Linked DNA regions of Homo sapiens: region 1 is linked to region 2. A link is an interaction called in ENCODE POLR2A ChIA-PET data of the cell type or tissue named here. Cell type or tissue: MCF 10A. All regions are shown on one strand. Each heading gives the region's core, and the rest is flanking DNA. Links, peaks and the distances in the headings are about the cores only. Region 1 overlaps KCNB1 (potassium voltage-gated channel subfamily B member 1). Region 2 overlaps LOC105372649 (a long non-coding RNA gene).

Region 1 (5,374 bases), core at 94-5,093, 75 kb after region 2:
CAACAGGGAAAAATTAACTCAACAGAGGGTCATTTATATGCAGCTGTAAATATGAACACTATGCAGCTGTAAAAAGAACAGAGATGGCTCAATATGCATAAATAGGGAACAGTCCCCGAGGTATGCTGTTAGCAAGCAAAGCACCGCGAGAACAGAATGTATAACAAACTCCCATTTCAATAAAACAAGGAAAAAAGAATATGTACATATATGCATTCACTTATATATGGATATGTTATTTGTGGAAGCGATCACAGGAAATTGGTAACAGTGGCTGCCCCTGGGGAGGAGGACGGGGTGGCTGGGGGACAGGGTGGGAGAGAACTTTTCACTGTGTGCCCTTTTGAACACTTTGACTTTCATACTAGGGAAATATAGTAGCTATTCAGAAAACTGACATTCCAGTATTTTTAGAATTTTGACCTTATCTCTAAATGGGTTAGGTACACAAACAGGGACAGAATGATAACAACGAAAAAAGACTGCATTCCTCAAACAACACTACCCCTGCATCCCTTACTGAACCACTCCTAGAGAATGCCATGGGTTTAAAATACGAATATATAAACAAATCGAATAAATCCTGGGGTTATCTTGTGAGTTATGTGAGTTACACATTTATATTATGTTGTGATTTTATGCAGGTTGTCACGATTTGCTCAATGTTACATCTTAAATGTACTGCAACTTTAGGGATGTCTTCATTTTGTTGTTGTTTTCTTTATAAATTAATATTCCAGGAGTCTCAAAAAAATAGAAGTCTTCCAGGCTTCTCTCCGCTGGAGGGACCCTGTCCCAATTCTCCTTAGGGAGTGAAAGAGACAAGGGAGGCCCGAGAACAGGGACAGTAAACCCGAGTTCTCAGGAGGAACAGCAGCCCACAGTCCCAATTTAGGTGCTCCCAGGGGATGGGGACAGGCTGACCAAGGCACAGAGGCAGGGCCAGGCCTACCCCTGGGGATGTAGATCTGCTGAACATGGGCAAGAGAAAATTCCCACCCTGTGAAGCTGGTCTTGCTGCGGACTGGAGGGGAATGTCTGTGGTTTTTAAGCTGTCTCCTCTGGAAACAGCATCTCACAGCGCCGAGCTAGGAGTGCTACCCAGTTCTGAACAATTCCAGAGCCCAGGCTTTTTAGCCACTAAATCAAAGTGAGAGATGTTGACTTAGTGTAGCCATGGCCTGATCTGAATCGACGTTAAAGTTTCCCAACAGCCCATGAGATGGTAGAAAGGATGAAATGATACTATTAATAATGTACACACGCTTAACTCATTCATGACCATCCCCCTGCGCTGGCTTCAAACCCTGTGTCCAGCCTGTATCTCACTTGATTCTCCCAGCCACCCTAGGAGGTAGCAGTGTTGGTTTCATTATTCCCACTTTACAGACAAGAAAGCTGAGGTTCCGAGTGGGGAAGGAACTTGTCTAAGGTCACAGAGCTAAGGAGTGTCATGCATAGAGTAAAAGTCTCCAATCCAGAGCTCCCTCTGATTCACCACCTGGGGAAGCCAGGGGTGGGCCTAGCTCGGTGCCTCAGTGCCCACGGCATGGATGGGAGAGGCCCCTCATCACCAGGCAGGCAGAGTGCAGGGCAGAGGCGGATGACTCTAGTCTAGACTGTCCTGCTGAGGCTGGTGATGGGGGAGGCTCGCTGAGCCACCAGCTACAGGGAGTCTCAGAATATCTACCACATCAGCAAGACCTTCCAGATCTGCCTGCAGGAGGCACCTGGAACATGCCCACCTCTCACCACCCCCAGAGATCTGCCCTGGGCCAGGCCACATCCTCTTCTACCTGAATGATTGTAGTTGCCTCCTCACTGTCTTTCTGCTTCCATCCTGGCCCGTACAATAAAACACAGTCCATTCTCCAGATTCATCCATACGGATCCTGTTAGAACCTAAGCCAGACCAGGGCACTTTTCTTTGCTCAAAACACCTCCCTATCTCCCAGCATACTGAGGACAACAGCCAAAGTCCTTAGAACAGCCCACAAGGCTCTGCAGGGCCTGGCCCCTCCGTATCTCTCTGGCCTGATCCCCTTTACTCCTCCCCTTGCTCACTCCCCTCCAGCCATGCTGGCCTCCCCTCTGTTCCTGGAGCACAACAGGCATGGTCTGGCCTCAGGGCCTTTGCACTTGCTGTGCCCTCTGCCTAGAACACTCCAGCCCCATATATAGGCCTGTTTCCTTTCTTTGTGTCTTTCAGGTCTCTGCTTAAATCTCACATCCCCAGAATGGCTCTCCCTGACCACTCTATTTCAAATGGCACCCACACCCCATGAATACCAGTCCCCTTACTCCTGACATTTTGCATATATGCAGTGATATTATATATTTGTCTCTTATTTCTTTAGTGTTCTCCTTTTGCTTCTAGAATGCAAGCTTTAAGAGCCACAGGTCTTTGTTCTTTTTCTTGATTGTATTGTTGTGTCCTTCATGCCTAGCAAGGGGCTGGCATACAGTAGACACAAATTAAAGAACAAACAAATGAGTTCCAGGTCTCCAGGCAGACTCCTCAGGACTCCGGGACAACAGAGAGTCCTCTGAAATGTCTCATGAATCTCTCTCTCCATGAAAGGCAAACCCAGCATTACACCATGGGTTGGGCAGTTTATGGCCACATGTCCAGGTGGCTGTAGCAACAATACTCATTAGTCAGTGTATTTTTGTGGTTGAAGGCAAGGTACACTCTGTTTCCTCAAGGTAGTCAAACAAACACCATGAGAACTATGTGGAGCTTGAAGGAAACTGTGAGCTCCAAACTTTCCTGCCAGAAAAGGAAACCAAGGCTAAGAGAAGTAAAATACCTTGCCCAATGTCTCTCACCACTAAGAGGAAAAGTCAGCCCTCAAACTCTGGTCTTCTCACCATGAAGCCAAGAAAAGATCCTCAGAGGACACTGGCACTGGTGATTTGTTGTTAAGACAACCATGCAGATAAGCACAGCCCTGCTGATCAGGGCCTGAGAAAAACAAGGATTCTAGGTCTTCCAAACAACAAAGGTGGCCAGTCATGCAGCACCATGAGTTCAGGGTGAGGTTACAACTCATTGTCAATGTGTTCCTGGAAGACATCCAGAGAGCTCTGGACATTTTCTCCTAAAAGCTTTGGTGAGAGGAGAGGGAAGACGTGTTTGGAAACATTCTCTGGACTCCATTAAAGCAGATGTTCTCGGGACCCAGGCCACCATGTGCATGATGTCCTGCTGACTCACCTGTGGGTCTCCCCAGTTCGGAGAAAACACGTGGCCAAGGCTGGGCAAGAAGGTCTGGATTTCCTGCACAGCCCTTCAAGGAGGTGGGGGGTAGGGACACTGGCCTGAGGACAGAGAACAGACAAGCTGGGGAACCACTTCACATTTGGCCTGCTAGGCCACGTGACATTTGGCCGAAACCAACTTTGGCCAATGTGAAGTTCTAAGAAATATCTTGTTCTGGGATGAGCACTTATGGTGTAACAGTCCTGCAGAGCATTTTCTTCCAAAACCTTCTGGCCTACTGACATGCCATGGACTTGCCAACCATGTGAGTCTCAAAACATAATCCCCACATTCTCTGCCATTCCTCCATCAAGAGACAAGGCTTTTGTCTCTTCCCTTTGAGTTTGGGCTCTGCAACTGCTTGTTCAGTAGAATATGGCAGAAATGACCCAGTGCCAGTTTCAGGACCCAGACCTTGAGAAACTGGTATCTTTCACTTCCTGCTCATTGGTATGATCACTCTTGGAACCAGATGCCTCCTGTGAGGAAACTCAAGCCACCTCATGGAGGGGAACTGTCAGACAGCAACATCTTTCCAGCCCTGCGAGCAAGTGAGCCCCAGTTGAGCCGCCCCGGTGGAGGCTGTGTGCAGAGCAGAAATGAACCAGGCCTGTCCATCCTGGCCCACACTGCAGATTCACGAGCAAATAAATGTTTTGTTTTAAGCCACTAAGTTTTGGAGGGTGGTGTGTTATGTGGCTGTAGAGAAATAGAACATCTTCCCAACTGGGAAGGAATTTCCTGGGCCCTGCAGGAACCCAATCCAGATGTAGGATTTTAATAATAACAGAGAGGCCTGGGGTTATTTTAAGGAAGACCAATAAATCAGGTCAGGAAACATCATCTGCTGACTTCCCTCTGGCACTCCCTAGCCTTGTCAATGAGAATAGCTGAGAACAGTCTAGGAGTCTTCCCTATTTGAGATAGAATCCTCTGCTAATCAAACACACCTCGGGATCCTCTATGGCCAGGGTGGAGGTGGCAAAAGTGGAGAACAAATGTTTTCCCTTAATTCAGGATCTTATATATTTTTCACAGAATGTGGAATTACCTGGTGGCTATCGTCCTACTTGGACTATCAAAGGAAATAAGGCCGCTCTATAGGCAAGCATCAGAAACCTCTCCTTCTATTCCTTTCCTGTTTTATTTATTGTGTGGGGCTGCCATGGAGATGGAGCTGGGAAGAGACAGGGGAAGTTCAGCCTACAAAATCTTTGTGAAGCTGGGTGCAGTGGCGCATGCCTGTAGTCCCAGCTATTCGGGAGGCTGAGGTGGGAGGGGTGCTTGAGCTCAGGAGATCAAGTGTGCTGTGAGCTCTGGTTGCACCACTGCACTCCAGCCTGGGTAAGAGAATGAGACCCCATCTCTTTTTTTTTTTTTTTTTGAGATGGAGTCTCACCATGTTGCTCGGGCTGGAGTGCAGTGGTGCGATCTCAGCTCACTGCAACCTCTGCCTCCCAGGTTCAAGTGATTCTCTTGCCTCAGCCTCCCGAGTAGCTGGGATTACAGGTGCATGACACCATGCCTGGCTAATTTTTGTATTTTCAGTAGAGATGGGGTTTTACCGTGTTCGTCAGGCTAGTCTCAAACTCTTGACTTCAAATGATCCGCCCACCTTGGCCTCCCAAAGTACTGGGATTACAGGTGTGAGCCACCGCGCCCAGCCTGAGATCCCCTCTCTTAAAAAAAAACTGTGAATGCCTCTTTTTGTTGGAGTAGGGTTTGGACTGGTTCTTTGCTTGCTTTTCATCAAAGTGGGTTTGTCATGTGATTTTAAAAGTCTCTAAAACTCTGCCTGCCAAAGTATCCATCTGTCTTATTTTATGTTAGCTAGAACACCCCAAGGGGCCAGGATGGCAGGACAAGCTCCAAGGGGTGATGTGGGCAATAGCAGTCAATGTCTGCTCTACACTTGATGGTGCACAAGAGCTTTTATTCTCATGATCTTGGAATATCCTTTCAGGAATCCAGTGAAGGTGACTGGACAAAAACTATGGTATGCCTGTACAAAGGAATACTACTCAGCAATAAAATGGAGTGAGCTACTGATGCATGCCACACCATGGACGGACCTCAAAACCATGATACTGAGTGAAGGCAGCCAGATGCAAA
Region 2 (5,374 bases), core at 207-5,206:
CGACCCCTCTAGCCCTCAGCAATCACTAATCTTTTTCTGTCTTTATGGATTTGCCTATTCCGGACATTTCATATAAATGGAATCACACAATATGTGGTCTTTCGTGACTAGCTGCTTTCACTTGGCAGAATGTTTTCAAGGTTCTCCCATCTTGTAGCCTGGATCAGTACTGGAGTCAGTTATTTAATGCTACATCCTGGGTTCGGGTAAAACGACCTAAAATGTGAGTCCCCCGCTTCAGGAAGCGCCGCTGTAATGAATAAAGAACCTTTTGGGGGAATCATAGCTCAATCTCTTCCTGGTTCTAAGCGGGCAGGTTCAGGCTTCCCTGCGGTGGGGTTGGAGCAGGAGGTTTATCTTTCAGCTGTCCTTGGGACTGGGCAGGAACTTGTTCAAATGTTACTGCTACTCTATCCTCCTTCCTAAATCAGGACTCTGGACGCTCCTGGGAATCACTGTCTGTTGCTGCTCTCTGGGAGTGTGAATGAATCACTGGGTGAGAATGTCAGTAGCACCTGTGTGTGCTGGTCTGGGGCGAGAATCCTGGGCCAAGGGGCAGCGGAGGGGAGAAAGAAGCAGATGGCCACGAGGCCAGCAAGGGGCTGTCCGACTCGTACCCCACAGCCAGCATTCCCTGCCTCTACCCGTACACTTGTTTTGGCTGCAGGAAGCTGTTTTAGGTGGAAATCATTTGATGTGTGTAGGTGCTGTCTTCCCAAACACACCGTGCTCGACAATTGCCCCAGCTCTGCAGGATAGACTTTTTGTAGCTCTTGGTAGCTACCCATTTTTTCAGCCTCTAAATAGTGGTGGTGCCTGTTTTAATCCTCTCATGGATCGTGTAAAGTAGGTGATCTTTTCCCCATTCACAGATGGGAAACTGAGCTTCAGGATAGTCACATGACTTGTCCAAGTTCTCATGATTAGGAAACGTTGGAGCTGGGCTTTGAACTGGACTGCAAAGCTTGTGCTCTTGACGAAATAGGAAGGCAGAGGCTGTGGTGGGGAGCAGCTTGGTTATGGGTACCCAGAAGGCAGAGCCGTTTCTTGCGTACCATAAAATGGGACATTTACCTTGGGTACTCCCTTTGGAGTGTGTTGCTGGAACTTGTGCAGGGACTTAGGGAATCTTCTGGGGAAGAGGCCAGCAATGTGTTGGGGATGGAGACGAGGAGCACTCAGTGTTATGTTTTGGAGCCTTGTCCTACACCTGAGGACCTCCAAGTCTATCAGTCAAGGCCCTTTGGGAAATGAGTGAAAGAACTCAACCAGCTCGAGCAAGGATAATTTATTGACTCATGTAAAGAAAATATCCAGGATAAGACTGCCTTCAGGTATGGCTGGATCCAGGGGTTTAAAGGTTGAAGCCACTGCCTCACTTTCTTTTGGCCTTGCTCTCCTCTCTGTTGACTTTGTGCTTAGGTAGGCATCCTGTGGTGGCACTAATGGCTGCCAGCAGCTCTAGGCTTTCTTCCTCCCCATTCTGCATCACAAAGCTGAAGACAGCATCTCACTTCCAATGGTCTCAGTCTCAGCTACAGGTCTGGGGTTGCTGCTTATTGACCAGGCTCATCTCACACCCCTGGTTCATATTCCTGAATCAATGGGTGGGGGGAGGGTGGGGGAATGCACTGTTTTGATTGGCCGGTGCTGGGTCAGGTGCATATCCTTGGAAGTGGAGGCATGGTCAGTCCTACTTGAACCACGTGAACCAAGAAGGAAAACTCGGGACCCTTGTATCAGAAGCAATGGGAATGGATGCTGGGAATGTTTCAGGCCACAGACATCCTCCTCGTGGGTGGCAGAGAAGCCACCATTCATCTCTGTGGCTTTGCTGCCAACTTGCCATGGGACCTTGAGCAAGCCACTTCCCTTCTCTGAGCCTCAGTTTCCTCATCTGAACAGCGATGATCTTTAAGGGCCCATACAGCCCTGAACTTTTGAGGCCAACAGGGTTTGTCTAGCCAACAGCCTGGCATCCTAGCTTGACAGGTCCAAGCTAAGGCTTAGGAATGCATGGCCTTCAGAAACCCTGGGGTCGAACCTGGGGCTGGGCGCCTGGCCTCTTGTTCTTGCCCATCCTGGCAGGGTACAGCCTGTGATGTGGGAGGGAAGGGTTCTGAGGAGGTTTCTTTGCACATCCCCAGCATTCTCCGTCTATAATTGGCTCCAAATGAAATGATCTCATCCCTGAACACTGAGGAAGAAAGGGTGGGGGTGAAGCTGCTCGCTGGCAGCATCTGACATAGTTTATGACTAACCCGCTTCCCTCCCGAGGCAGGGAGAGACGGTCCGCTCTCTCGAAGACAATGTACAATTTTGAAAAAAAAAATAAAAAAGTCTTGGTAAATAGATTGAGGAGGCTCCAGCCTCCTGGGCTTTTGGGAGGCCCAAGGCATTTTTCCCCTCTGCCCAAACCAGGTATCTTTTGCCCATTGCTCACAAGTCAACGTGACCCGTGCTATTACCATTCCCCAAACTTTTCACGTCAAACCCTGGCCGGGAAGGTGGTCAATGTAGCCAGTCCATCAAGCGATTTGTCCCATATGGATTCTCAATTGAGTTTTGTGGCCGGCTGGAGCTTGTTTAAATGCCCATACATTAATTTTGAAAGATGAGCTCCTAATCAACTTTTAAAAAGCTTGTCACAGCACCATCTGTTTGGCGTTTGTCACTATTGCATTACATAAGAGGAAAGACATTTTTAAAGAATGCGGCTACATTTAGTAATTGGATCGCCGGAGAGAAGCCAAACCGGGGCGGATGGCACCGTGATTCAGAAATGCCACGGGCCCTTCTCCGGGGTGTGGCGGCCTCCCCAAATTCCACGCGGTCTTGGCAGAGACCTGAGTGCAGCCCAGCTTGGGAGACAGGCTTGGGGTGGCTTCTTTTCCTCTTGCCTTGGTCTTCCTCTTATTTTTTCCATTTGTTCTCCCTCACCCCTTGCTACCCCAGTATTAGCAGTGACCAAGTGGCTTTACTTCCCTGAGTCCCAATTTCCTCATCTGGAAAATGGGATTCACAAGAGCACCATCTTGTGAGGTTTAAATGCATTAATGCCTACGGTGCCTGGCACGTGGTGAGTGCTTTATAAAGTGTTGCTATTTTATAAAGCTATGTCTGATGCATAGTAGGTGCCAACACATGTTCATTTTCCTTCCTTTTTCCCTTCCCTTTATTTATTTATTTATTTAGAGACAGGGTCTTGCTCTGTTGCCTAGGCTGGAGCACAGTGGTGCAATCTCAGCTCACTGCGGCCTTCACCTCCCAGGTTCAAGCAATTCTCCCACTTCAGCTCCCTGAGTAGCTGGAACTACAGGCATGCACCACCACACCTGACTAATTTTTTGTATTTTTTTTGGTAGAGACGGGGTTTCACCATGTTGGCCAGGCTGGTCTGGAACTCCTGACCTCAAGTGATCCATCAGCCTTGGCTTCCCAAAGTGCTGGGATTACAGGCGTGGGCCACCGTGCCCGGCCCCTTCCTTCCATTTAATTCAACAAGTTCTTAGGAAGTGCCCACGTTTGAGGCAGAGCTGGCATCATGCACATGCACAGCCATTTGCACAGGGCCCCACACTCACAAGAATGCTGAGCTTGGTTTAGCGTTCTGCTGTCGCTGGCTTGACATTCTTAATTTTTGAACAAGGGGCCCTGCATTTTCATTTTGTACTGGACCCCACAAATTATGCAGCTGGTCTCATCTGGAGGTCTAGAATGATGCTATGTCTTATTTGACCGTCTGATATTTAAAATAACAATAGAGTCAACGTTTTAAAATCAGGAGAGTTCACACAACAGTCTGGCTTATTTTAGAAAATTAGAACATCTTGCCACTGTGAGTCTGCATTCCCACACACTGCCACATGGGCTGGAGCTGGAGTCCTCTATACAGGCCACATCCGCCACTGTCCCCACCACTCCTGGAGGCTTTGGACTGAGTCTCTTTGCTCATTTATAGAGCTTCCAGCATGGTAGCTGGGATCATGGGCTTTGCAGCCAGGTATGTGTTCAGCTTTTCTGTTAATCATCACAGTAACCTCTCTCTTAGGGTAGTAAGGATTAAACTAGTTAATATAGGCAAAGCATCTGGAATATGTTGCACTGTTATTGCTACTGTTCTGCTTTATCCTGGTGCAGAAGCTCAGACCCCCAGTCTGAGGGCTGCCCCTCCGGGAGCTGGAAGCTGCGCCTGTGGCAGCTGGCTATGAAAGCGTCTCTTTCTGCTGTCCCACACAGCAGCCGTTGTCAATGTCCACTTTCTCTCCCTCCACCTGCAGCACCAGAGTTCACACCTTGGGCCCGCCCTCCTAGCATTATTTTGAGAAAAGGGCCTTCTGTCCTGTAAATAGGCTGAGTCATCCCTGCCTCAGGGCCTTTGCACACGCTGCACTTGCTTCCTAGAATACTTCTTTTCCCATCGCTTTGCTTGGCCATCTTCTCCTTTTGGTCTAGCTCAAATGGTACTTCCTCAGGGAGGCTTTTCCTGATCGCCTAAGAAAAGTAGCCCTGTTTTCTTTCCCCTGTCATACACATTCGCCTATATTATTTTCTTCCCAGAACTGGTTTGTTGTGTATCTCCCAGAGGACCAGGTCTGCCTTGGTCACTGTGATATCCCTAGCACTTAGGCCATTGCCTGGCACATGGTAGATGTTTGATAATTATTTATTGAATGAATGAAGGAAGGAAGAAAAGAATTCATCAACTCCTCATGACCACCCTGTAAAGCAGGGACAAGAGACCTGAGTCATGGAGAAGAGAAGGGACTCCTCAAGGTCGCACAGCCCAGAAGGGGCAGAAAGGGTGATGAGGACCTAGGTTTTCTGCTTCTACACCCCCTGTCCCCTCAACCCCCCAGGTGGGAAGCAGCAGAGACATTTGGATCTTTGGCTCGACCAGCCACCAAGAACGGGTCAAGTGTGCAGCAAGGCCCAGAGCACAGCGTCTGAGGGTGGTGAGAGCGATTCACCCAGGCAGCCAGGAGGCGAGACTGTTTACAGGGGCTAGCGGCTGTCGCCATGACAACCGGACAGCCTACAGCTTCCTGCGTCACCAGGGACGCAGGTTTGCTCTTGGCTGGGAAGCAGTGGGGACAATGGAGTGGGGGCTGGGAAATGGGGGGACCCTAAACACTCAGTCTTGGGGGGAGGCAGTTCTCATTTCTGGTTTTTTTTTTTTTTTTGAGATGGAGTCTCGCTCTGTCGCCCAAGCTGGAGTGCAGTGGTGCGATCTCGACTCACTGCAACCTCTGCCTCCCGGGTTCAAGTGATTCTCCTGCCTCAGCCTCCTGAGTAGCTGGGATTACAGGCGTGTGCTACCATGCCCGGCTAATTTTTGTAGTTGTAGTAGAGATGGGGTTTCACCATGTTGCCC

What was found. ChIA-PET counts read pairs that join two places held together with the same protein. Peaks named below come from ENCODE experiments on the same cell type or tissue, not always from the same donor. Only the 100,000 strongest peaks of a DNase experiment are listed, where the experiment ranks them.
Region 1: POLR2A ChIA-PET joins it to region 2 with 11 read pairs; 3 of 35 experiments call an interaction of 5 or more read pairs at or near these places.

The regions. Positions count from the first base shown.
Region 1 is chr20:49,417,867-49,423,240 of GRCh38, forward strand. The region is part of intron 1 of KCNB1 (potassium voltage-gated channel subfamily B member 1); the gene reads right to left. All of the region lies in intron 2 of LOC105372649 (a long non-coding RNA gene), which reads left to right. Among named protein-coding and RNA genes, the nearest start is that of KCNB1, 62 kb to the right of the region's middle. In MCF 10A, for the core only: no CTCF peak of the experiment used is centred there; a DNase peak (open chromatin) is centred at 2,665.
Region 2 is chr20:49,343,000-49,348,373 of GRCh38, forward strand. The region is part of intron 2 of LOC105372649 (a long non-coding RNA gene); the gene reads left to right. Among named protein-coding and RNA genes, the nearest start is that of SNORD12, 65 kb to the left of the region's middle. In MCF 10A, for the core only: no CTCF peak of the experiment used is centred there; DNase peaks (open chromatin) are centred at 2,222 and 2,772.